Linked DNA regions of Homo sapiens: all the other regions are linked to region 1. A link is a loop called in an ENCODE intact Hi-C map of the cell type or tissue named here. Cell type or tissue: heart right ventricle. All regions are shown on one strand. Each heading gives the region's core, and the rest is flanking DNA. Links, peaks and the distances in the headings are about the cores only.

Region 1 (8,000 bases), core at 1-8,000:
AAAGCAGCAGGACTTTAGAAGGAAAATTTAGCCGCAATTTTCTTTTTGCTTCTGCCCTATCTGCATATTCCAATAAGAACATAAAAATCACTCTTAATAATTTGCAATACATGTTAGGATTTTTAGCAGGGCTGTTTTTTTTTTTAAAGGCATAGTGAACTTCTGGGCACTATACAAGTTTATAGTGCTTCTAACTACAAATTACAAAGCACATTTCATGACACTGTAAAATCTGTGTTAACATCAATCCCATTTTCCAGGGAACAGTGCAGCCCAGGTAGAGGAAGACATGGAATCCAAACTCAAGCCCTTCAACTCCAAATGCCAAGCTCCTTCTGCCAGGGCACAGTGCCCCAGGAGAGACCAACCTCACATCTAATCTCACAGCCTCCTGAGATTCCTGGGCAGGGAGCAAAGAATGCAGCAGAAGCAGACACACCTTTACACTCGGGGTGAGTAGTCGGAGAGCACCACGTGATAGAGCAGCCAGCGGGAAGAGCCAACAGGTCAACCGGGTCCAGGGAGCTAAGAAAACTGGAGCAGAGCAAAGATCACAAAGTCAGGCAGAACAGCAGCAAGACTGCCCTGAAAGCTGGGCTTTCTGTGTCTGTTTTGTTACAAAGAGCTTTATCCACTGGAGGAAGAGTATCGGGGAGCTGCTGCAGTTAACATTTCTTCCCATTACTACCCTAAATTGAGAATATTACAGCTCTTTACTATTCTTCTTAGTTAAGCCATCAATTACCTTTGCTTTAGTCATCTGAGGGTATTTCATTCCTTCATTCAGTGTTCTGGACCTGTGTTAGAGGTTGGGGCAGCAGTGGGGAAGCAGACAGACAAGCCCTGTCCTCAAGTTGCCGACACTCAATGCAGAGCGTGGTGGAAGACTCACAACGACACATTTCACACCAAACATCATGAGTGAGGCCCACCTAGAGAACATGGGGGAGGCTTTCCAGCTCAAATGTTTCTAAACTAGTGACCAAAATCCACAGCAGGGAACTGAGTTTGCACTCTCAGAATGTGTTAGTGCCCAATAGAGGCATAAATTTAGAGCCTGTTATCAGTATGGAGAAGGGAACTATTTAATACTAAGAGATAAAACTGGACGGTAATTTTTTATCTTAGAAAGTGCGTAACTCCATTCTCAACGACAAAGTCTGTAACCAAAATAGCAGCCAAATACAATTCCAGATATGAGATATGGTTTGAGCCCTATGACATGCTGCAGGAATAGGTGGCTGCAGGCTTGTGAAATGTTTTAACAGGAGGACTTGTGTATTCTAACTTTTATGAGACTATTCAAAATGCACAGCTTGAGTTTAGCAGAAATCCATGTTCTATCCCAGAAGCGGGCAAACTTTTTTCCCCATAAAAGGCAGATAGTAAATATCTTCTTTGAGGGCCCTAGGGTCTGTCTCAGCTACTCCATTCTGCTTTTGCATAGAAAGTGGTAACTCCATTCTTGAAAACAAACTCTGGAAACAAAATAGCTAAATATAGTTCCAGATAACAGACACAGAAAGAGAAGCAACAGACAATGAGATCCTACCTACCTACCTGTGTTCAGAGTCAGAAATACATGGGGTGGGAAACCGATAACCTACTCTAGCTTTCTTTTAGTTCCTTAATGTCTCAGAGATTCAAGGAGTGCAGGTTATCTCCCCAGCCAAATCTCCCAACCTTCCAGCACTTGGGGCCCTACCCTACAGATGTTCTGTGGCTTCATCTTCCTTCCCCATGCTGATGCGCCCCCTACAAACTGCCGTATTTCTAGCTCATCCTCTCATCTTCCCCTAGCCTCTAATTCACAATATGCCAAAAGGACTGGTAACAAAAGCAAATCAGTATTTATAATATACAATTTTTTATTAGTATAAAAGCATTGTCCATAGTCCCAAGAGAGATGTTTGCCAAACAGCCTGCTGTTAAATGAACTGTAACTTTTGAATGTATCTGTTGTGCAAGGTCATTAAGAGTATCCTGTTTGATCCCACGTGCTTGACCCCATCCATGTGGCTATCTACCACACAGTGGGAGTTTACCCCATAGCGAGCAACCATGATCCATCCTGTTAAAAGCTTCTTTGGTCTGGACATGATATAGTTGTGAAAGGGACAAAGACATTTCCCAAAAGAGGGTTCTACCTGCATCATCCAATGGTGGATGGAACAAAGCTGGAGGCTGGGCACAAGAAGAAGAGACATCATCCATCCAAAGGGGAAAGAGAAAAAGTACTCAATGGAGCATTTTCTTAGGCATAAAGGGAATTGAGTCAGAACTTGAAGTTGAATATGACCCACCAAATTAACTTTTTATAGTTATTGGGTTTTCCTGAAGAACCATGGTATTTTAATAATTCAATTTTTTAGAAAATATATATATTATTAGAGCCGGGTGAGGTGGCACACACCTGAAGTCCTCGCTACTCTGCAGGCTTAGGTAGGAGGATCATTTGAGCCCAGGGGTTCCAGTCCAGCCTGGGAAACATAAAGTGGCCTTGTCTCTATTTTTCAAGCAAGAAAAAAGAAAAAAATATATTATCCAAAATGGCTTAGTAGAGCTTCACTCTTGAATTTCTTCAAATCCTCTGATGAAAGAATCGTACTAGAATATACAACAAACTTCGTGGCTGCATCAACGATACTTAAAACCTTGTAAAGGGCATTATTATGGGCATTTTTAACCAATTAGGATAATTTATAAGTTAAAAGTAGATGAACTTACCTGTGGAATTCCAGATGAAATTAAAGCTTAAGTTTTTTGTTGTTTTCTGTATTCCATGCTTAATTAAAACACTCAGATCTGTTGTGAACTACTGAACAGAAGAACAGAAAAAAATATATATGAGTCATAACATTAGGAATTATGACATCTAAAATCAATGTTGTATACTTAGCAAGTTGTTTTTGGAGCCATTTATTACATATCAACACTTTTTTCATTTTTGGAAAAGCCTTGATCCTCTCTTCTCGCTTTCAAATCACCTCATGCTCTAATCTGAAATTATACTTGGACACTGTTTTTTTGTTTTTTGTTTGTTTTGGAGATGGAGTCTCACTCTGTTGCCCAGGCTGGAGTGCAATGGCACAATCTCGGCTCACTGCAACCTCTGCCTCCCGGGTTCGAGCAATTCTCCTGCCTCAGCCCCCCGAGGAACTGGGATTTCAGGTGTGTGCCACCACACCCAGCTAATTTTGTATATTTAGTAGAGACGGGGTTTCACCACGTTGGCCAAGCCGATCTCGAACTCCCGACCTGAGGTGATCTGCCCGCCTCGGCCTCCCAAAGTGCTGGAATTACTGGCGTGAGCCACCGCGCCCGGCCTGGATGCTGTTTTGACAACAGTGTTTATTTTCAGGTCTGGAGTTATCCAATGGCCATTCATTTGAACGAACATTTTAGTCTATGAGGGGAAAAAAGTCATAGTCTCTTATCTGTTAGTAATAAACGATTCTGTTCTCCAGACTGATACGCGTTCAGTAATTTGTGCTTTTATCAGGCATCGACACATGCATACTAAGAGCACAAATTCAGCGCCCTTCTTTTGCTTAAGCCTCCTGGGAGAAGCTAAAAAACTTGTTCCCAGTTGAACACTGCAAACCCAAATTTTCCTTACCTCTGAAAACAGAAAAAAAGACATGGTTTGGCAATTTCTTCCTTGATAGCTTTTCCCACAACGCAGCCACCTCCTAAACGCAGGCAATCTGTGCAAAACGCAGAGGAAACAAAATCATGAAAGCCCTGCAAATCTCCCTCCTAAATCCAACATTAAGAAGGCGAACGGATACTGAATTCAAAGACTACCCGTACTTGAGGATGGCATCATTCCTTACTGCTTGGAAAAGTGAGACTCCGTTGCACCTCTAGGAATCTTTTTAAAACGCCCTGTATGTTCCTTAACACTGCCTGTAGGAATCCTGTAGCCCTAGCCCCGTGGGATTTCCTTCTCTCTCCGCCCGTTCTCCACATTCCCCACTTAGTTTCACATTCCTTCCCAATCCCTCCGACATCCCTGCGCCGGGGCCCTTCCCTAGCGCTCCGGGAAAGCGTTCGCCGCAGGCCTGTTAGGGGCCCACCAATACCGTAACACCGTTCCCGTCCTCTTCCTCGGCACCGCTGCAAACGCCCCGGGTCGCTACCCGGATTTGACGGTGGCTGGAGCGGCACGGGCGACGCAAGGCAGGTATTGCACCCTGGGGCAAGGCAAGGTGGACAACCAGCGGATGCGGCGCGGCCGCGGCCTGGGCCTGGGCCCTCCGCGTCGCCCACTGCCCCACTGGGCCCCTTCTCCCGCGCTCACCGGAGGCGGGCAGCTGCTCGTCACCGAGACCCGAGACCCACGGTGCGGCGGCTCAACCTGGGCCACGCTCCGCTCTAGAGGAGTGGGCGGTGCCTCCCGGCCTAGCTGCCGGGGTCTAGGCGTTTCCGAGGACGGCGCGTTCCGGGAAAGGCGGGTCCGGTGGCTATACCCTCCACCCAGTGGCAGGACTCAACCGCCTCGGAGACCCTGCAGGGCCGCCCTTCTCACTCACCTCCTGTGCTCGGCGCGCACCCAGCTCGGAAGCGGGAAGGTGGCCGGCGTTCTCTCCCTGCGCACACACGCAGCCTCCCCGCATCCGCACGCACGGCCGGGCGCGCGCAGACCACGCGCCAGGGCCGCGGCCGGAAGCCCCTGGCTGCACGCGCGGGCCCAGGCGGCCCCCAGCCCTGTGAGCTCGCATGGCGCGCCCTCTGGGTCCTCGCGGTCACCTTGCATTCCGAGCACGGCCGTGTTATGTATGCCTTTAGTTGATGCTGGCCAAAATTAGACAACTTAGTGGCAGACGTCGAGCTAGAATTTTTGTTTGAGATCCTTTTTCCCTGGTCGTCTTTCCAAACTGCGTGAGTGCATGGCCTCGAGGCGGCCCTGGAGGGATTTTCTTGTTAAACTTCATACAGAACTAATTAGGAAAGAGGAAATCTTAGGAGGAGTTCTTTGCTGTCTCAGAAGAAATGCCAGTTCTTCTTCCGGAATCGATGGGGAATGGAATGGGGGTAAGAGAGACACGTCAGGTTTCAATGGCCTGTGTATGGATGGGAGTCCCAGGGAGTTGCTTTTGTACACCTGAGCATAGCTGACCTAAACTCCCAGATCCATCTCCTCAAACTCCTTTTACCAAGATGTGCAGTATTGATTGTACTGGTCCTTTCCTCAAAATCAAGTGGGTCTGGATCATGTATTTAACCACTACCAAGCTCAGCCATGAGCACCACCCCTGATTGTAACCCACACATTTGCATCAAGACTAAACGTGGCCCACCATTTCTTTTTGTTTACTGACTCTTTGGCCTGACTGCTTCTTCCTTATAGCCTTTTTCTGCAAAATTACTTAGGATAGTTTGAAGGTTCTCTGAAAATAATAGGGGTGAATATAGAGATCAAAATGGATATACAACAAAAGTAAGTTTAGATAGTAGCAGTGTAAGTCAAGGACTTAGTTGACACTGCATAAATAATCAGATCTAAATTATAATAATCAGATCTAAATTATGGTTGAGATTGTTTTCCTGGTTCCAGCCTTGGCAGGTAGCTGTGTCCTTTGCAGAGGGTAAAGTGATTGCTGCCCTGCTGCACGCCTTTATCACAGCCATTCTTCACCCTACCTGGGCTGACAGTTCACCTCACTAAGTCAAGGAGGTCCATTAATAACAAAACCAGACAGGTTTCACTGCAGATAGATTAATATGCTGAAAAAATAGACCTCTTATTTGGAAGAATGCTTTAGGGCATTAATACTATATTTTACAAATTCCGTTTCTTAAAATTTTAGAAAAGTTGTATTTCAATACTCATTTTTAAAATGTTTTGAATGTCCTTTGAGTAACCAGCAGGTATATGTGCTCATAGCTGCCAAAACTTCCCTGGAATGCAAAGCAGAGCCATGGACAACAGATTGGGGTAAGAAATTCTCCTAAATGAAGTAAGTGAGACAAAAAGGCCCAAAACCTTTATGAGATTATTTCCTTTGAAGCAGTCTCCTTTTTCTTTGTGTAGCATTTATCAGCTTGTGATTGAGTCATCTATTGCTGCAGATCGAACTCTCCCAAAATATAGTTGCTTGCAAAAATGTCAATTTAATATTTCTCATAATTCTGAAGGTTGGTTATGTGGTTCCTCTCTGGTTTTGATTTGGCTCACTCGTATAGATACATTCAGCTGTAGCAGGGGTTGGCCAAGTTTTCTGTAAAACAGGATCAGATAGTAAATATTTTAGACTTTGTCTCTGTCACATATTCTTTTTTATTTAATTTTTATAAACTATTAAAAACCCAAAGCTATTCATAGCTCAAGGGCCATACAGAAGCAGGCTATGGCCTACAGGCTGTAGTTTGCTGATCCCTGAACTGGAGAATCAGCTAAGCTGAAAGTCCAAGGTGGCCTCACTCATGTGTCTGCTGTTGGCTCCATGTGGCCTCTTATCCTGCAGTAGGCTATGTTTTTGGTCTGTGGGCAACATCCAGAAGAGAGCAGGCAGAAGCTGTAAAATTTCTTAAGGCCTAGACTTGGGAGTCACACAAGATCATATATGCCAAATTCTACAAATCAAAGCAAATTGTGAGGCCTCTCCAAATCCAAGGGGCAGGCAAATAGTCTCTGCCTCTTGATGGAAGGAGCTGCAGATAATGTGGCCAGAACTAGCTAAACTAAGTGGCAGGAACCTTATTCTTGAAAGTAAATCATCAAACTTCAAATTTATGATATCTGATGGCAGCTATTGTTCTTACTCACTTCTCTCCCCAAACTACCCAAACCTGTTTATAATTCTGTGAGCACTCACTTGCCTCAGAACTTGTTTACAGATGTCTCTGCCATGAGATTATCAGCAACCTGAGGGAAGAGACAGGCCCTACCGCACTGCCTTGCTGTAATATATCTTCAATAGATATATATGGAATTTAGCTGAATAGCCTTACTGAGGTTTAAAGTCAGGTTATTTGCTTACTTCACAAAAGCAAAATAAATTTAAGTATCCTGCACTATCTACAAATTCCAGAAGAAAAGCACACATCAAAGAGTTATATGTCACACTCACATACCATCTGACCAATAAGATGGAAACCTTCCTAGCAATTTTCCGAACATATAATCAAGAGTTAGGAAGCCATATGCCTAATGATAAGTTTGAACTAGCAGTCACCTTTAAGGCTATATTACATTTTAACCTTAAATTTGTCTGCAGATGAAAATTGAAATGTAACAACAGTTCTTTCGTAATATGTGCTATATATGTTTCAAGGCAGATGTGGTTCTGGGCAGGGTTTCTAATCTACAGGAAATGCTTCTACTAATTGTTCAGTTGAATTTTTCAATATGTGCCTTCTCCAAAATCTGACTGTGACTGTCTTCTTCCACTTGATGGAAAGCTTTGACAATTTATTATGCTTAGAAGCAGCTGGGGTGTATTTCTAATTGATGATTTGTTATATTTCTTACTTGACTATCCACATCTTTCATTCTCTTCAGCATTTTCCTCCAGCACTTCCTGTCTTACTGAATTTGATATATGACACTGCCTTTGTGCAAATGTAGACAATATCTTCAGCCTTCTGCCTCTGTCCTTCAGATTACAAATACATGCGAGAGTCATGCTAGTAACACGTATGTGACACTTAAACATTAATACAGTATATTCACATACACTTTATCAGTTGATTATTAATACACCAATACTGTGGAGGTGGATACTGTCATTACTATCATTTGGCAGGTAGGGAAACTGGCGAACAAATGTCTCAGAGATACCTCAAACTTAACATGTCTAGGCCAACCTCAGTACCTTCCCATAAAATGTGCTTATTCTCCTGGATTCCTGATTTGTATAAAGCAGCTCCATTTATCACTCATCCAAGTTCAAATCTCACTTCATCCTTCTTTCTATTCCACATGTCCAGTCAGTCACCAAGTCCCTGTGGATTCTCTCTCTTTCTCCCTCTCCTCTCTGAGATGCCTGCAGCCA
Region 2 (11,006 bases), core at 1-8,000, 77 kb after region 1:
AAGGGTCAGCAAAGCTGGGGATCTGTCCCATCACGTCAGCTAGGTCTGCAATTGGAGGGTCTAAAATAAATGTGCTCTACTTCTAACCTTTACTCCTTTTGCTTTCACAATGTTTATTACTTTATTCAGCATGACTGCTCATGTGAAATGTGTCTATTGTCTTTTAACCACAATCTCAGGAATATCATAAATACAGAATTACATAGCAGGAGATATTTTTTGAATGTTGGAAAATGAGAGAAGACATTTTTAGCCTCTTCCAGGTCAATTCACTTTCTGTTATTCTACCATATATATTGTTCTTATAGCTACTATTTTGGATCCCATTAATTTCTGGCGATTGAAAAGCCTGAAATAGGGTACCTTGTTTTTCTGATAAAATCTGTTGGGTAAGATTTATTTCATCCTAAATTTTGACTCATAAAATATACTTTTGCAATTAAAATAGCAAAGAGGATGATTGCATTAATTGTATACATTAGTCATTGTATAAGATTTAATTTAAAAACTTATTAAGTGACCATATTTTCTGGGACTGCTATTGGTGATAAATGTTGAGCAAGACCCTAAATTAGTTAAGTCAATCCAAGTGAAGACAATGGAACATTAATAATATTTCATTTTTTACAGTATAATAAAAATTAATGTTTTTTGTCTCTTTTAGGTATATTAAAATAATGAATATTTTTCATTAGCCTATTAATAAAAATTAACACATTAATTAATATTAGCCATTCTTCAAAGAAAGTAATTGGGATATTTTATAAAAAAAGCAATATTCAGCAATTTCTGTACAGATTTTGACCCTCTGCATATTATGTATTCAGTAAGGTTGAATACCTGAAAATGATGAGTCCATTGTCATATTCCTTTTGTCTTCTGAGAGTTGTGAGGTAATTGTGAAGTACCTTCTATTAATCCAATCCTTTTGCGTATGTCAACTATAAACTCTGGGCAAAAGTGAACAATTACCTGAAAGCACTGGAGACTAGAAGCAGGAAGAATCTGGGTCTACAATTGGGAGAAGAACATTTCACTGAAGAAGTTTCCCATTTTTAAAGCCTTGTAGCTTGAGGACAAGGCCCAGGAAGGGTAGCCAAGAACCCTGTGCACAGAAACCCACACTTTTACTGGCTTTAAGAACCAGAGGATGGGCCAGGCACCATGGCTCATGCCTGTAATCCTAGCACTTTGGGAGGCCAAGGTGTGAGGATCACCTGAGGTCAGGAGTTCAAGACCAGCCTGGCCAACATGGTGAAACCCCATCTCTACTAAAAATACAAAAAAAAAAAAAAATAGCTGTACATTGTGGTGTGTGCTTGTAATCCCAGCTACCTAAGAGGCTGAGGCAGGAGAATCACTGGAACCTGGGAGGCAGAGTCTACAGTGAGCCAAGATTGTGCCACTGCGCTCCAGCCTAGGTGACAGAGCAAAACTCTGTCTCAAAAAAAAAAAAAAAAAAAAAAAAACAGGATGGAGTTGGGAGTGGCTAAAACAGCTGGAAAGTAAAGATGGAAATTCTGGAAATGAGAGAGCTAGAGAGGGGGAGGTCCAAATCCTCTATATAAACTCTGCCCAAATTGCTAGATGAATCCTAAGCCATAAATATATATAAGGAAAGGCTCTAAGCAGCCAAGGTAAGGCTAAAATCACTAAGTAATGATTTCAGGTGTCCACCTGCTGCAGAGGAGACAAAATTGGAAGTTTTCTTCCATCCAAGTAAACTGCCTTCTAAAACAACAAGAAAGATCAACACTTTTCAGAGGAATAGGACCAGAACTGGGTTATATGGCTATGCTGTAAGTGCAATTGAGCTAGGAAGGTGATAATTTGCCATTTTCCATCTCTGTAATGGGGAAGAGCCTCTGCCAGAAAGAAAGCAGAGAGTCAGAAAGCAAGTAGATTATCTAAAGAGTTTGCAACATTAGGCAAATTGATAGTCTGTTTGGGGCAAGAGGTACTTGTCTGCTGAGTTGGACTAGGAACCAAAGTTTTAACTTGCAATCTGGTATTTATCCCTGCTGTATATTTTAATAAATTTTATTGTAAAATATGTCAGACAAAAATTGATATTATGAGTCCCCATTACTTGCCTTTGTGAACCCTGAAAATCGGAGACAGGTCTCAATTTAGAAAGTTTATTTGAGGACGCATGCCCATGACACAGCCTCAGGAGGTCCTGATGACATGTGCCCAAGGGGGTCAGAACACGGTTTGGTTTTATACTTGTAGGGAGACATGAGACATCAATGAACATATGCAAGATGAGCAATGTCTCAGTCTAGAAAGGTGGGACAACTCAAAGCAAAGGTGGGAAGACTCAAAGTGGGGAGGGGGCTTCCAGGTAATAGGTAGATAAGAGACAAATGGTTGCATTCTTTTGAGTTCCTAGTCTCTCCAAAGAAGGCAATTAGATATGCATTTATCTCAGTGAGCAGAGGAGTGACTTTGACTAGAATGGGAATCAGGTTTTCCCTAAGCAGTTCCCAGCTTGACTTTTCCCTTTAGCTAAGTGATTTTGGGGATCCAAGGTATTTTCCTTTCACAATTTCCCCATTTTATTTTTAAAAATCTTTTGGAGAAAGCATTTTAGAAGAAAATGAGTCTCTCTGATCTCAGGTTTTGTCTGATCTCTCATGGTTAGGATGGTTTATTCCTAGATGCATAGGTCTCAAGTTATTAGGAAAGCTCATTTTTAGAAGGTTGTGAAGTCTCAAGTCCTATGAAGAGAAAGTAGGGGGAGAAAAGGAGAAAAACAACAACAAACAAAAGAAGAATCCTGGAAAACTGATACAGACCACATTACTCTGAAATTCATACATCAGTAGGCAGGTATGAAAGTGCCTTATGTATGTAAACAGGTTGCTGTTATTCTGAAGTTTAAGTTGTCTAGCTTTAGTTTGCAGGGCTTTATGAAAGCACAGCTTAGTTTCTGGTGACTCCAAATTAGGAAAAATAGGGAAACGAAGAAAAAAATTGAAAACATTATTTTGAAGACTTATAGCCAAGAAAAATTAGAATTCCATCCAAACTGTAGAAATTAATAAAAATGGAAAAACACTAGGGAAGACTAGAATTTAACAACAGGTGTACTATACTTTTTGAGCCATAAATTTTCTCTCTCTAGTTTCCATTTTTACTAAAGACAAATCATGATAGCACTGGTTTGCTTTATTATACCTGGCCTGACTATTTGCAGGAGGAATAATACTTTTTAACACAGGCTTTTAAATTGGCTTTGATGGAACTTTGTTCCATAGAAGGAATCTCAGATAAGACTTTTTTAAAGCCGAGCCCAGCCATGGATTTGTGCCATCAAAGGCCTATGAGTTGGCCAAATCCCTCTCCTCTTGAGCTTCCAAGATAAACTTAGGCCTGTCAGAAAGTGACATTCTTTACTTACCACAGGTCAGGAACTCTGTAGACAAAGGTATGAGGCCAGTTTTTCCAAGGGGCTTTGATTGGCTCCATAAGTCAGTTTGATTCCTTAAAGGAAAGCACACCATTCTAGTCAAAGCCTTGGTAAAATAACCAGTTTCTCCAACTGGGTCCTGTTACAAATGAAAACAGATTCTTATTGCACTTATGCAAATAACTGTATTGTCATAAGTTAAAAATACTCACAAATAGTTTCCAAATTCTGTGGAAATCAGAGAGAAACAAATATGATCCAAATGTTGTTCATAGGAGTATACTCATTCATTAAAAGCTGTAAATAGGTTAAAATAAAAGTTTTCTCGGCTCTGAAAAACAAAACAAAGTATCACCAATGTTTTAAGTAAAAAGTTAAAAAGATTACTTTGGACTTCTGTTAGTTTAGTCCATGCAGTTAATTCCTGTTCTATTTGACATTCATGAACATTTCAGCTCTCCATGAGTCCTGAAAGTTTTCTTTTATCCTGATGTCACAATCTCCAAAGTTATCAGAAACCTGCATTAAAAAGCACCTGTTAGCATTTTATAGCTGATTATAAAACCGATCAAACCAAGATAACAATTGTCCATGGATGGCAAAAAGTTTTAGGGCAGCTATAGTCAAAGGCACTTTGACAAGGAAATTTGTTACCTCTGTGGCATACAATAATGTAACATAACAATTATAATTATTACTGATAACATATATTAAGTCATATCAGAATTATAGGAGTTTCCCATAATTTTGGAACACATACCAATAACATATTTATACAAATACAGCCCAAAGAAAACCAAACACCATTTCATATTTGACAATGCTTCCTGTATAATTTTTATACCAAATAAGGCAAATATGTCATTTTTGGACTTTAGGGAACCTGTTACTAATATCTTAAAGGATTAATTAGGTCAGAAAAAGACATGATTTATAATTTGATTTTGGAAGGTTTGTCAAATATCAAAGGTTTAAAACGTGTGATATTACAAAATCAGATCACAGGTCATTGTAAAATAAGTCATTCATTTAAGCAAAGTGATCTCAGCTATAGACTAGCTGAAATTCAAGAAATGAACCTGTTTTTGCTACAGAATACCTGAAGGGCTCAAGTATGAATGACACCATGGATTAAAACATGGCACTGAAACCAGAGGGATCTGCTAGTATACAAAGAGGTTAGACCCCTGTTTCCTCTCCTGTGCATCGGTGACTATCCCTAGTCAGGCAATCGTGGCTTATTTCTGGAGAGACTGAACCAGAGGAGTAGGTCTTAAACACACTGTAAGTGATAGAGAGTGAAGGTGAAATAAAGGGTTGCACGCAGGGGGATTAATGAAATTCTAAATACTGGACTAATACTGGACTTTGGGACCCCCAGATTCCTTTCTCTATCCCTTCCAGAGCACCAGTAGTTTGGTATGTTCTTCCTAGGTAAAAAGTTGAAAAACAAAAAATAATACTGAAAGGTTTTAGAGAAAATACCTCCATAGACTGACTTAAAAGGCTGATATATTACCAGATCATCCACTATTTGGCAAGTCCTGTCCACAGGCCAGAACTTATAAAATTTTAGAGCCTTTAACATGGAAAGATGGCCAAAGATCAACATATTCTTTAGGAATCATTTAACATATGAGAGATCAAAATAAACAAACAGAAAATAGGAACCCAGAGGAAGCAAAGACAACTTTAAAAAAATGCTATACTAAATATCCTCAGAGAATTAAAATATATAAGTATATTGTAGCCATTAAGCAAAAACAGGATAACTATGGGAAAGAAATAAAGAAATTTCTTGATCCAGCAATTCCATTTCTAGATATTTATCCAAAATATTTGAAATCAATATGTGGAAGAGATGTCTGCACTCCCATGCTTATTGCTGCACTTTTCACAGTAGCCAAAATATGAAATCAACCTAGGTGTCATCAATGGATGAATGGATTTTTTAAAATGTGATACATACATATATATATACATACATACATATATATATATGCACAATGGAATAATATTCAGCCATAAAAAATAATGAAATCTTGTCATTTGCAACAACATGAATAAACCTAGAGACACTATGTTAAGTGAAATAAACCGAGCATAGGACAAATACCACATTATCTCATTCATATGAGGAATTTTAAAAAATTGATGTCATAGAAGTAGGGAGTAGAATACTGGTTGCCAGAGGTTGGAGAAAGCAGAGCGGCAGGGGAGATAGAGATAAACGGTTGGTCAACAGGTACAAAGTAAGCTACACTTAGATAGGAGGAACAAGTTCTGTTGTTCTATTGCACAGTAGGACGACTATAGTTAGTGATAATGTATATTTCAAAATAGCTAGAAGAGAGGATTTTTAATGTTTTCACCACAATGAAATGATAATGTTTGAGGTGAGGAATTTGCTAATTACCCTGATTTGATCATTACACAATGTATACATGCATTGAAACAGTATACTCCTTAAGTACATATGATTGTTATGTCAATTAAAAACAAAATAAAACTAAAGAAGAAATTGCTAAGGGAGTAAATTCCAAATGTTCTCACCACAAAAATAAGTATTTGAGGTGATGGATATGACAATTAGCTGGATTCCATTATTCCACATTGTATTCATAAATCATAACATCCTGTACCCCATAAATATATACAATTATAATTTGTCAATTTACAATTTAAAATAAAAATTAAAAAAGAATTGATGTTTCTGTAAATAAATTAGTTAATTCAAAACATTTTTAAAATTTTTTCTAGTCATTTAAATATGTTAAATGTTACTGAAATTAAAAATTTAAATAGAGTTGGAAGTTGAGGAAGTTTAGGAAATAAAAAACATAAAGAGATAAAAGACAGGAGAAACTATTAACAAAAAGAAGAGGAGATTAAGTCTAAGAGGCTCACTTTGTAACTAATAGAAGATTTAGAGAAGGCCACAGAGAGAACTGAGGGGAGGAAACTACCAAAAATTAATTGAAGAAAATCTCCCAGAATGGAAGAATATTAGTCTTCAGATTGAAAGTACCAACAGAGTCCATGCGAAAAGTTGAGAAAATGCCCACACCAAGTTACCTTGTTGTGAAATCTTGGAACGCTAGAGATAAAGAGAATCTTTTTTTAAGTTTGTGGAGAAAAAGGAGAGAGAGGCATGGAAGTGGGTGAAGGGAGATGAAGAAAACAGTACACATTGAAAGAAGAGGAAAAGAAGACGATCACAGTGACGTCAGGCTTTTTAACATTATCATTGCAAGCTAGAAGAAATGAGAAAATGCCTTCAAAATTCTGGAAAGTAATATTCAATCCAAACCAACATGCAGTGAATGACATCCCCTAGAGCTTTTCGGTTTTGGTTCGCATTTTTAAAACACTTTGAATAAAAATGACCCCCTAGGGTTTTGCAGTGCATAATCTTTACAACCATATGCGGCAACTCTACTCAATTCAGTCAAATTTGCAGTCACATTTGAAGACAGAATACAGACATAGAAGGACTCAAAATGTACACATCCATTCTTTTCTCAGGAAGGATATGCTCTAGAAAAGTGAACAGATAATCCAAAAACCAAAAAAAAAAAAAAAGGGAAAAACCTGGAATATAAGAAATGGGTAATTCTGCCACCAAAGGTATGTGGGTTTCCTATAACAATTCTCTATTCAATTCTTCAACACCAATTAAGTGTCCCCAAATTTAATTCAATTCTGACACTAAGTCCTGGAGTTAGTATCAGAGCCCACAGGTTAAGGGCCCGGTCCCACAAGACTGCCACTCAGAAACAGCCAAATAGAAGAGGTGTACAGGGCTAGCTGTAGGGGTGGTATAAAGCCTCCATGCCCTCTCCAGGTGCCCACTCTCCCAGCACATCAATATGTTCACCAATCTGGAAACTCATGGAATCTTGTTGTTCAAGAGTTTTTATAAAGCTCAATCTCCACCCCACCCCCACACCCCAGAGGTCAGTGAGTGGGGCTGAAAATTCCAACCTTCTAATCACTTGATCTTTCTGGTGATCAGTTCCATCCTGAAGCTATCTAGGGGTCCTACCCTTAGTCATCTGATTAGCGTAAATTCAGGTGTGATCAAAAGGGTCTTTCATGCCTGTAATCTCAGCACTTTGGGAGGATTGATTGAGGCCAGGAGTTTGAGACCAACCTGGGCAACAGAGCACAACCCTGTCTGCAACAAAATTTTTTTTTTAAGTAGCTGAGCATGATGGTATGTGCTTGCAGTTTCATCTACTCAGGAAGCTGAGGTAGGAGGATGGCTTGAACCCAGCAGTTTAAGACTGTAGTGAGCTATGATTTATGCCACTGCACTCTCCAGCCTGGGCGATACAGTGAAATCCCATCTCTTAAAATTAAAAAAAAAAAAAAGCCAAGCATGGTGGCTCACGCCTGTAATCCCAGCACTTTGGGAGGCCGAGGTGGGAGGATCACAAGATCAGGAGATTGAGACCATCCCGGCTAACATGGTGAAACCCTGTCTCTACTGAAAATACAAAAAAATTAGCCAAGCGTGGTGGCAGGTGCCTGTAATCCCAGCTACTCGGGAAGCTGAGGCAGGAGAATCTCTTGAACCCGGGAGGTGGAGGTTGCAGTGAGCTGAGATCACGCCATTGCACTCCAGCCTGGGTGACAGAGTGAGACTCCATCTCAAAAAAATAAATAAAAAATAAAAATAAATACAAACAAAAATTAAAAAATGGAAAGCTTGCTATGAATAATAAGAAAAGACATGCCCACTGATTTTGTATCCTGAGACTTTGCTGAAGCTGCTCATTGGCTTTAAAAGATTTTAGGCTGAGATGATGGGGTTTTCTAAATATAGAATATGTCCTCTGCAAACAGACAATTTGACTTCCTCTCTTCCTATTTGAATACACTTTACTTCTTTCTCTTGTCTGATTGTGCTGGCCAGAACTTCCAATACTATGTTGAATAGGAGTAGTGAGAGTGGTGGGCATCTTTTTCTTGTACTGGTTTTCAAAGGGAATATTTCCACCTATAAAGACATATGCACACATATGTTTATTGCAGCACTATTTACAATAGCAAAGTCATGGAACCAACCCAAATGTCCATCAATGACAGACTGGATAAAGAAAATGTGGTACATGTACACCATGGAATACTAGTCGGCCATAAAAAGAAATGAGATCATGTCCTTTGCAGGAACATGGATGAAGCTGGAAGCCATCATCCTCAGCGAACTAACACAGGAACAGAAAACCAAACACCACATGTTCTCACTCATAAGTGGGAGTTGAACAATGAGAATACATGGACACAGGGAGGGGAACAACACACACCAGGGCCTGTTGGGGGCTGGGGGGCGAGGAGAAGGAACTTAGAGGACTGGTCAATAGGTGCAGCAACCCATCATGGCACACGCATACCTATGTAACAAACCTGCATGTTCTGCACATGTATCCCGGAACTTGAAGTAAAATTAAAAAAAAAAAAAAAAAAGACATGCCTATCACTCAGGAAATTACAAGGGGTTTAGAAGTTCTGTGCCAGGAACCAGGGACAAAGACTAACTATTTATTTTTTATGATGCTGCTGTAATCTAACACAAAACATGGTTTTAGAAAGTCTGAGGATGATGACAAAGGGATCCCAGAGTGACAGTTATGCAGCAGGCTGGAAAGCAGCCAGCCCAGATCAGAATAAGGATATGTAGGCCTCGGGGATGAGGAGAGGGGTGAAGGGAGATGGAATTGGTAAATTATCTGCTTTGTATGACCATTTGGAAAATAATAGCAATAGGTATTTGACACATATGATGGAGCATTTAGAAAACATTAACAATAGATTCATAAAAAACAAAAAATAAAAGGAAAACGAAACAGTTATTCACTACAGGAGAAAAAAGGCTATTCAAAAAAAGAAACATAATCATAGAAACGTACTTGGCCCTGTAGTGAACAGTATTTACACTATCATAGTAGTAACCGAATTTTCATTTAATTAGAAATTGTGCTATCATAACTATATTAAAGGGAGGGGTGAGAAAAAGTATGCAGGAGGGAGATGTAAGAGAGTGATAATCTTATCCTCCATTGACAGATAATGTCTAGTTAAAAATAGTATTTGGCAATACAGCTTATTAGCAACATGACATATTATTTGATTTTTTAAATGGTATCCACATCTTACATTGATTAAACTAATTTTTTTATTTTTAAATTTTATTTTTATTTTTTTTCCCACTGTGAGAAATAAATTTTGTTTTTAGAGACAGGGTCTGGCTCTGTGGTCCAGGCTGGCGTGCAGTGGCGCAATAACTGCTCACTCCAGCCTCCAAACTCCTGGGCTTGAGCAATCCTCCCACCTAGGACTAGGATTAGGACTACAGGTGTGAATTATCATGCCCAGCTAATTAAAATTTTTTTTTAGAGGTGGTGTCTCATGTTGCCCAGGCTGGTTTTGAACTCCTGGCCTCAAGTGATCCTCCTTCCTAGTCCTCCCAGAGCATTGGGATTACAGGTATGAGCCACTACACCTGGTCGCTAAAATAAAATTTGTTTACAAAAATAAAAAATAATCCAACAAAAGATGATAAAGCTCAGGTGTAAGCCACTGTCAAGTACGGATAGAAAGAAAGTTGAAATTTGCTGGAGACTTTCCGGGTAGAATGGGTACAAATTAATATTTGTAAATTATCAAATTACTTACATCATAAGATCATGAGCTCTGCAGATCTGCATAATTTGACTGGAATTTCTATTATCCCTGCTAATCTTTGGTCAATGGTTTTCCCATGTAAGAACAAAATGGAAACAATAATATATACCATAATCCAAGTAATATATCTGCTTGGTATTTTCCAAACATTTCCAAATACCATGCATACACACCTTTCCTCTATATACTGATTACTTAATAATGTCTTATTAAGACATTATTTTTTTTACTTCTCCCTCCTTGAACTTATTAAAATTTTAAGTAGTTTTCATTCATAACTAGAACCTCAGAAAGATTTTTAACCTTATTTTCAACTGGATTATTGACAAAAACTTTTGACAAATGTGTCTAATTTCTATATCAAAGAGATAATCAGCAATGCTATGTTTCTCCTTGTTAGTGTGTCAGAAATTTGTATTTTTTGTTATTAGTAGGATTGGGGGAGCTATTTATCTTATTTTTCTTCTCTTTCTTCACATTCTAGTTTTATTATTTTTTTGAATTGATGTCAGTGAAAATGTGTTTTCACTAATTCAAAGTGAGTTAAGAAAGAATGTAACAAAAAATTCAGAAATTCAGTGAAAATAACCTTAAAGATTTGAAAGTAAAGTTAAACATATTTTGTAAAACATATTTCGTATTTCTTATCTAAATGTTTATTTTCAGATTCCAAAGATTTGTTTTTATTTAGGAATTTCCAAACATTCTACATAGAGAATATATTAATCATAAGCCAAAAAAATCACAATTTTTTTACAAAGAGGTAGTAAATAAGAAATAAAACATAGAAAAAGAAAATAGTTTGAAAGATGAACATAAAATTGTCAATCATGGTTTTCTTAGTTTCCTGGTAGGAGGGACACTCAAACCTGAAATGTACCATCCATCCTTTCACTCACTTGAATGA
Region 3 (8,691 bases), core at 692-8,691, 66 kb after region 1:
GGGAATAGATGTGGAGCCCTGAAAAATACCATTTATGTGGGCCATTCAGGCAGAGACTGAGTTAAATTTTGAAAGGCAGTCTAATTAGTTTGGTTTGGACTATGTTTACAAGATTAAAATAAAATGTGGCTTTTTCTTCTTACCTATTGGGTCAGGAGCTTATTAATAAGATCAAATCAATCACAAAGAAATTTTTAAAGCCTTCTTTTCATTGCACACCTGACCATAAAATGAGTACATTTGTGACTACACTGTTTAAGCTTATTTTGCCATTAATAAATAATGTGTGTTCATTAAGGAGAATGTGCAAAGTTTAAAAATAAAAGGAAAATATCACTTGTTAATGACACCTAAACACAATTGGTGTATTTTTATATATTTCCTTCCAGTGTTTTTTCTGTGAGTACATTTTCATTACATAATCAAAATCATATTATAAATGTGGGATTTTATTTCTTTTTTATTTAATATTATATCAAAGCACTTTTTGACCTCTAGACATATAATGTAAATGAGTGTATATTATTCTATGAATATTTCATTGCATAATGTCCCAGAACTTACTTAACTGATCTTTTGTGTTTTTGTTTTTGTTTTTGTTTTTGTTTTTGAGACACAGTCTCACTCTGTTGTCCATGCTGGAGTACAGTGGCCCAGTCTTGGCTCACTGCAACCTCCTCCTCCCAGGTTCAAGTGATACTCGTGCCTCAGCCTCTAGAGGAGCTGGGACTACAGGCATGTGCCACCACGCCAAGCTAATTTTTTTTTTTTAAATGGTAGAGACAGGGTTTCACCATGTTGGCCAGGCTGGTCTCCAACTCCTGGCCTCAAGTGATCCACCTGCCTCGGCCTCCCAAAGTGGTAGAATTACAGGCGTGAGCCACTGCGCCCACTACTTAACTGATCTTTTAATACTGTATCATATTCATTAAAGAAGAGGAAAAAGTAAAAAATATGTTTAGGGTGAAACATATACTGTATCTAAAAAGGACAGAATAATTTTGGTTACTTTTTATCCCATACAGATCCTTTCCCTAAATTATACCAAATTTATAATGAATCAAGTTGCAATATTGGCCCAAAGCACCTAATGAGCTCTAGAAGTAAAAAGTATTACATGCTTCAGCAACCCAGACCTTATCCATCTGACCAGTTTTGACAAAGTCAGATCAAATGGGTAAGGGGAGAGTTAGCTAAATGAGGGAAATATCATTATCCAGCTTACACAACCATGGATGTTCCACTCATTCTTATATCCAGCTTCCTGGGCATCAGTGGACTGAATGTCAGCTCAGCTTTGGTTGTGTAAAACTGGCCAGGTCAGTACTATAACCTTTCAGACTAACAAACCCAGTAAGGGTTTGGAAAGACTGAAGAATGCTGGAACATTCTCTCTTTATTTTTTATTTTTCATCTTAAAGTACATACAGTCTACCCAGATTGCTTCCATAAGGGAATTCCATAAGGAGATTATACACATACACACACACACACAAACACACACACTCAGTTACAAAATGAATAACATTTCTTAATTTCTTATATAACATCAACTCTTTCAATCTGTACTAGCATCAAATTTCTTGGCTAATTTTCCCCACCAGACATGAAACTGAGTGGAGAAAAGAGAACATTTTCTATTTTTTTGGTCTTAAATGACCTAGACTCTGCATCTCACTCTGCTCTGCATAATTAGCCACACAAATGGGCATATGAAAAATAAAATTGCAAAAGCAAAGAATAGGAATATATTATTTAATTTCTGGTCATGTGTGTACATTTAATTGCGCATACAAGAAGATAATCATTATAAAGTACAACTTGTACAGTATGTCCTTAAAACTTTTTTCTAGTAACATAGCCTATATGTTGTATACAAGCTAAATTAAAGTATTTCTTGTTTCAGTACTGACTACTATAAAATTTATTTATTCCAATTCAGGAAAGGATTTCAAAATGGAAGTGTCGAAAAAATGCCCACATTTTCCTATAGGTCAATTCTGATCCAGTATGCTGTGTTCAGTTATAACTGGAGCTGTACTTTGGTCTTAATAAGGTCAGCAAAGACAGAATTCTATACATCTTAATGAAATCTCCTGCGAGTGGATTCAGTATATAGGATGGTGCTTCTAAATATTTTACATGTAGCTTTCCAGTAATGGTGTTCATTCTGTCAATCAATATCAAGTTAACCTCAAAATTACTGAAAATCTGGAATAAGATATAAAATATTGAATTACTCATTTTTAATAGCATAGGTAATAAATGTATGTTGCTCTGGAGAAGTAACTGTTGATTTTTTTCATGTAAAATTTATGAGACATTTTGAAATAGTGGGGAAAGTTCAGTCCTCTCCTCCGTACTGGAGGATAAGTTCAGTGGGAACAACCAGAAGCCCTCATGCATGAGACATTGGTGTGTTGTATTCTGGAGGCATGGTCCACCCATTTCTTGTATTGCAGAGGCTACTCAGTCCCAATTCAACTTGAGGAAATTCTATTCAATGTAATGTTGTTTAACACTTCAATTTAATAAACATTTAATGAGCAAAGCACAATGCTAGGTGTATTAAGAAGAGATTCCTTAGTTGCAAGGAATGACAGTTCTAGCATCAGTTTGCTTATGTGAAGGGCAATGGTACAGAGAAGTCTCATTGAACCTATGGCAGGAAGACAGGCAGGCCTCATGGGAACTGGAGAGCTGTCAAACATTCTCTTCCTTCCTGTCCCCTGACCTACACAGCCTCTTCTTCTGCTTCTGTTATTCTCTTTGACTACATGGCATTTGATCTGCCATATTTCTGCTTCATTCTGCTTTCTGTAAGCCTCCTCCTCTGCTCTTTTACCAAATCTGGCTCCTAGGTTTCAGTCTTATAGAAGGAACCTGTGAGTGTGTGTGTGTGTGTGTGTGTGTATACACATATATAATTTTTTACTTGCTGATGTTTTCTTGTGAAAAACATAATTTTAGCACAAGACAGATTGTGACAACAGGTACAAAAAATAAGTGCTACTGGAGTATGGAGGAGGGATAGATTGAGGTAAGGGTCTAGGAAAACTTCTGTGGTTGGAAGATACTCAAAATGTCAGAAATACTTTGAATGGTGGCCTACAGATGAGTGTAGAATGAAGTCCAATGTTTATGGCGACTAGGGATCATACGTGTTACAAAGATAGGTATGACTTGAGAGGCAGCTTCTTCAACAATGGAAAATCATCAGAGGTTTTTAATGAGGTGAGTCACATGATCAAATCTGTGCTTCATGAAGATGCTTAGGGCATTCTAGTTGGATGAATTGGATGTGGTGAAGGGGCTGGAGCTCCTATCCTCCTTCAGAAGCAAGGCAGATCAGTGAATCCGCATAAGGGTATTAATGGTCTGAATTAGGAGAAAAGCCATGAAAATGAGTGGACACAAATAACCATTATATTTAACAAAGATAGTATAGCTTTGCTGTGGAATGTGTGAATAATAATCAGAGTTTAAAATGTTGGCAAAATGTTAAATACTTCTAGTAAAATGCAGCATGGTTTTTAAATAGTTAATTTTAAATAGTTAATTTTTAAGTGGAGGAAGGAAGAAGAATATGAAGATGGGGAAGTGTTAAGTTTGTTATTTTTAAAAATTTTTATTTTACTTTAAGTTCCGGGATACATGTGGCAGAACATGCAGGTTTGTTACATAGGTGAGCATGTACTATGGTGGTTTGCTGCACCTATCAACCTGTCACCTAGGTATTAAGCCCTACATGCATTCTGACGCTCTCCCTCCCCTCACCCCACCAACAAGCCCTGGTATGTGTTGTTCCCCTCCCTGTGTCCATGTGATCTCATTGTTCAGCTCCCACTTATGAGTGAGAACATGCAGTATTTGGTTTTCTGTTCCTGTGTTAGTTTGCTGAGGATGATGGCTTCCAGCTTCATGTCTCTGCAAAGGATATGATCCCATTCCTTTTTACGGCTCCATAGTATTCTATGGTGTATATGTACCACATTTTATTTATCCAGTCTATCATTGATAGGCATTTGGGTTGGTTCCATGTCTTTGCCTTTGCTATTGTGAATAGTGCTGCAATAAACATACATGTGCATGTATCTTTATAATAGAATGATTTATATTCCTTTGGGTGTATACCCAGTAATGGGATTGCTGGGTCAAGTTGGTTATTTTTAGTTTTTAAAAAAATGCTTTCTGTCAGCTCTGGAGGGCTGCTAGCCCACAGTCCAATAGTTAGGATGGATTCCTCTGCTAGGTCCAAGCTGTGTGTGATGGGGTGACACGGCTGGTCCCTCAGAGCAGGATGAGGAACAGTCCACTTAGGGATAGAGTTGGTGTGCAAAAAGAGGTGCTGTGTGGGTCCAGTGTAAGAGAAACAAATCTGAAATCTAGCATTGAAATGCTATTAAAAGAAGAGGCCCCATGGACTACTGTTTGGAAAATTCCATAAAACAATAGGGTCCCAGTTCTCTAGAAGATGGTGAAGACAGAAATTGGACTCAAGGGATGCTGAAAGGGGATTATGATATAGAGAAAGACAGTCCTATAAATCTGGAAATTGTTTTGTACAATTGTCATCTCCTGGATGATCTGGTCATGACCATCAGCCCCATTCACAGTCATGGAATATGTTCTTAGTGAGCCGTTACCAATTGCAAAGCACTGTTACAAACACCAAGGGGCCTACCATGCCACTGAAGGAGAAGGAGCTAACATTTTTTGAGGATCTCCTATATTCAAGGTACATTACTAGAGACCATGCAAATGTTATTTGATTTAATTTTTTTTAACATCTACAACTTTTTAAGCTTGGTCACAATTAGTAGGACTTTTTCTCTGTCCAAGCACAGTATTGGCCACTTCCTTACTTTGTGACTCTTGAATAAATTGTTTTTCCCCAGACACACAAAGGGGGCAACTACTTTCCTCCAGAGGTCAATAGTTGAGATGAGGGACTTGCTCTGTTGGCAAATCTGAAATCTCACCCAGCCAAGCTTCTGACTCATCTTTCCTGTCCTCAGTGCCTCCTGATCTGTGAGCTCTTGGTTCTGGCCCATCCCCAGGCCAGTGAGCTCACTCTAAACTGTTGCTGCTGCTTCTCCTCAGATAGCTACGTCCTTCTAACCGGAGCCTACAATCTATTTGGGGAGCTTTGGCTTCTAAAACTTCCCCTTCCAATGCATGGGAAGCACTTTTCATCACAAAAGACAATAATTTTGAAAAAACTAATAAATAAATAAATAAATAAATCCTCTGAAACACAGAATTTAAAAATGAAAAAATTTGTCTACTTTGGGTAAATGCTTCTTTACCATTAAGAGAGATTGTGTCTTAGATCTCCTAAGGTTAACACAAAAGATTATAAAAACTATTAAGGATTTGGAGTCATTATGTTCATTACTGTTTTTTAAAATTACATTTTAATTTTAGCATTGAATGCTTTGCTGCTATGAAAGATAATAGGATTAATACTGGGAGGTAGGGTGACCAACAATCCCAGTTTGCCTAGGAGTGAGGAGTACCTTGGGATTTGGGAATTTTTGCACTAAAACCAGTACAGTTGGTCCCCCTAGTGGAAAGCATCTTGGTATAGTTGCTAAGACTGTAGATTCTAACACCTTCATTTAAGGCTTTGCTCTTCAATGTACTACCTATTTATCATAAGCAATGTACTACCTATTTATTACAAGCAAATTACCTATTTTTATGTCTCTATTTTCTCTTCTGTAAAATGAGGATAAAACAGTAACTACCCCCAAAGAGTTGTTGTGAAATTGAATGAGTTACTATATGGAAATGTAGTGTGGCAGGACCCCACCAGGTTAGTTAAAGGTTTATGTCTACTGCTTGAATCCTGAAGGCTAGGCAATGAGCCAAGGTCTTGGTGCTCAGCAGAAGGGCAGGTGTCCTTGAGAACCCAAACATCCTGGAGCATAGCTGGAAACATAATAGTGGACAAAGAGCCAGAAAATTAACTTAAAAGCAGTTTAGAGAAGAGCAGTGGGGTAGATCTTGTAGTTGTCCTGCTGCTGCCCAGGAATGCCCTGTGTGTAAGTCCTGATTAACTCATCTGCTTACCAAGCCGGACTTGTCCAAGTCATTCTTTGGTCTCTCAACTATTTCCCACCACCCCACCCCACCCCACCCCACCCCTCCCACCCCAGGTTTTTCTTGTAACACAACAGTACCGACAATGTAATGAACACCAAATAAATGCCAGCTGTCATTGCTAAGTCCTACCCCTTTTCCCTGATTGTATTTGTTTATATATTTTTTTACTACCCCAGCTTTTGATCCTTCATTTTACATTTACATAGATTCATTGTTTACTACTTGCCCTTCAACTATGTCTTTTCCAATACTGAGTTTTCCAATCTTTAAAAAAAAGTTTAAAAGTTGCTACATAATATTTTGCATATTTATAGGGTAATAAGATAATATGTGATATTTTGTTATATATATAGAATGTGTAATGATCAAGTCAGGGTATTTATTTGACATGTCTATCACTTTGAGTATTTATCATTTCTATGTGTTGGGAACAATTCAAGTCCTCTCTTCCAGCTACTTTGAAATACAGAATATATTGTTGTTAACTGTAGTCACTCTACTCTACTGTTGACAATGGAACTTAAACTTTTTATTGGTGTGTTTGTAACCATTAACCCACCTCTCTTCATTCCCCTTCCCACCCACCCACTTTTCCCAGCCTCTAGCATCTATCATATGAGATCAACTTTTTTTATGAGATCAACTTTTTTTTATGAGATCAACTTTTTTTAGCTCCCATATATGAGTGAGAACATGCAATATTTGTCTTTCTGTGTCTGGCTTATTTCACTTATAATAATCTCCAGTTCCATCCATGTTGCCACAAATGAGTTTTAAAATCTTGATTCATTTCTTGGCTGGCTGAGTTTTATAATCAATTAAACTTTTCACAGAGAGCTCATAGGTGCTTCTATTAGTGTGCTGTAGCTGCTATTTTAAAAATGCCATCAGGCGCGGTGGCTCACACCAGTAATCCCAGCACTCTGGGAAGCCATAGGTGGGCGGATCACCTGAGGTTAGGAGTTCAAGACCAGGCTGACCAACATGGTGAAACCCTTTCTCTACAAAAAATACAAAAATTGCCTGGGCTTGATGGCGGGTGCCTCTAATTCCAGCTACTCGGGAGGCTGAGGCAGGAGAGTTGCTTGAACGTGGGAGAATCGCTTGAATGCAGGAGGCAGAGGTTGCAGTGAGCCGAGGTCGCGCCATTGCAGTGACAGTGCGAGACTCCATCTAAGAAACAAAAACAAAAAAAGATTGGGTGGTTTAACAAAATTACTTTTCTGTTTTGGAGGCCAGAACTCGAGACCAACATGCCATAGAGTTGGGTTTCTGGAGAGGGCTCTCCTTCCGGCTTGAAGATGGCCACCTTCCTGTTATGTCCTCATATGGCCTTTCCTCTATGCCTCTGTGGAGAGAACACGTTCTGGTGTCTCTTCCTTTTCTTATAAGAACATTTATTCTATTGTATTAATCTCTCCTTTTGACCTCATTTAACCTTAATTACCTCCATAAAGGCCCTACCTCCAAATATAGTCACATTTCGGGTTAGGAGTTCAACATACAAATTTTGGGGAGACATAATCCAATTAATAATATTGCTGTATTTTATGAGTTCTCTAGTTTTTGAAAATGCCTGCTGCTTGACTTTATGACTGAATAATATCTTGCAGGCATATAATATTCTTGGATCCCTCTTTTTTTCAGCATTTGATGGATAGTGCTCCATTCATTTCTGTCATTGATGTTTTTCATGTCAAAGTCTGAGGCCATCCTGACTTTTTCTCTTATAAATGACTTGTTTTGCTTGAATTCCTGAATTCTTTTTAAATTTTTTCTTAGAATTTTTCTTTTTTTTCAGAGACAAGGTCTCACCTGGTTACTCAGGTGCAGTGGCATGATCATAGCTCACTGCAGCCTTAACCTCCTGGTCCCAAGTGATCCTCCTGCCTCAGTCTCCTGAGTAGCTAGGACTGCAGGCAAGCAACACCACACCTGGCAATTTTTTTAATTTTTGTAGTTCAATAACTTCACCACATTGTATCTTGACCTATGTCTTTGTTTTCTTATATAGAATGTATTCTATCAAACTACAGATTCAGGTTTTATGTTTTAGTAACATTTTACTTTCTTTTATTTCAAAATACTTTTCCTGTTCTGTTTGTTGACTTTTACCTCAGGGACATCAATTATTCTTATGTTGGGTCACCTTTGTTCTTCATTTTATCATGTTCTCTAAAATTGCTTTCATCCCTTTTCTTTTCTTTTCTTTCTTTTCTGCATCCAGCATTATATCCTTATAATTTTATTATTATATTTTTATATATCCTTATAATTTTATAATTATTATAATAATCTTTCTTTCACCTCACCTAGCAGAGAGTAGTAGTTGCATACCTGATAATAATTTCTCTCTTCTTCCTTACTAGTAGAACTCCATTTTTTTAGAGAGACAGGTTCTCTCTCTGTTATCCAGGCTGCGGCGCAGTGGCATAATCATAGCTCACTGTAGCTTCAAACTCCTAGTTAGTCTCAAGCAATCCTCCCACTTCAGCCTCCCAAGTAGCTAGGACTACAAGGTGCACACCATCATAGCCAGCTAATTTCAAAATTTCTTTTGTAGAGACAGGGTCTCGCTATGTT

The links. Hi-C counts contacts between places; a loop is a spot of excess contacts. Peaks named below come from ENCODE experiments on the same cell type or tissue, not always from the same donor. Only the 100,000 strongest peaks of a DNase experiment are listed, where the experiment ranks them.
Region 2: a loop joins it to region 1, with 2.6 times the contacts of the local background. A loop is called at or near these places in 13 of 110 quality-filtered maps.
Region 3: it touches region 1 in a loop (1.8-fold over the local background); 13 of 110 quality-filtered maps call a loop at or near these places.

What each region holds. Positions count from the first base shown.
Region 1 is chr3:161,100,700-161,108,699 of GRCh38, forward strand. B3GALNT1 (beta-1,3-N-acetylgalactosaminyltransferase 1 (Globoside blood group)) reads right to left here and starts at 4,650. Exons shown (of 5, transcript NM_003781.4): 1 at 4,536-4,650; 2 at 3,620-3,707; 3 at 2,728-2,818; 4 at 440-534. LOC124909453 (a long non-coding RNA gene) reads left to right here and starts at 3,982. Exons shown (of 2, transcript XR_007096147.1): 1 at 3,982-4,186; 2 at 5,872-8,000. RefSeq lists silencers at 4,205-4,454, 4,465-4,554. In heart right ventricle, for the core only: a CTCF peak has its summit at 4,500; DNase peaks (open chromatin) are centred at 4,092 and 4,352; H3K4me3 peaks cover 3,146 bases; H3K27ac peaks cover 5,301 bases.
Region 2 is chr3:161,178,183-161,189,188 of GRCh38, forward strand. All of the region lies in intron 1 of LOC124906300 (a long non-coding RNA gene), which reads left to right. It overlaps LOC105374186 (a long non-coding RNA gene), which reads right to left and starts at 7,786. Exons shown (of 5, transcript XR_007096149.1): 1 at 3,800-7,786; 2 at 3,625-3,709; 3 at 3,404-3,486; 4 at 841-950. In heart right ventricle, for the core only: no CTCF peak of the experiment used is centred there; a DNase peak (open chromatin) is centred at 3,314; H3K27ac peaks cover 617 bases.
Region 3 is chr3:161,166,288-161,174,978 of GRCh38, forward strand. All of the region lies in intron 1 of LOC124906300 (a long non-coding RNA gene), which reads left to right. LOC105374186 (a long non-coding RNA gene) reads right to left here. Exons shown (of 5, transcript XR_007096149.1): 5 at 7,201-7,281. Among named protein-coding and RNA genes, the nearest start is that of NMD3, 51 kb to the right of the region's middle. In heart right ventricle, for the core only: a CTCF peak has its summit at 5,582 (motif pointing left); a DNase peak (open chromatin) is centred at 5,034; H3K27ac peaks cover 1,669 bases.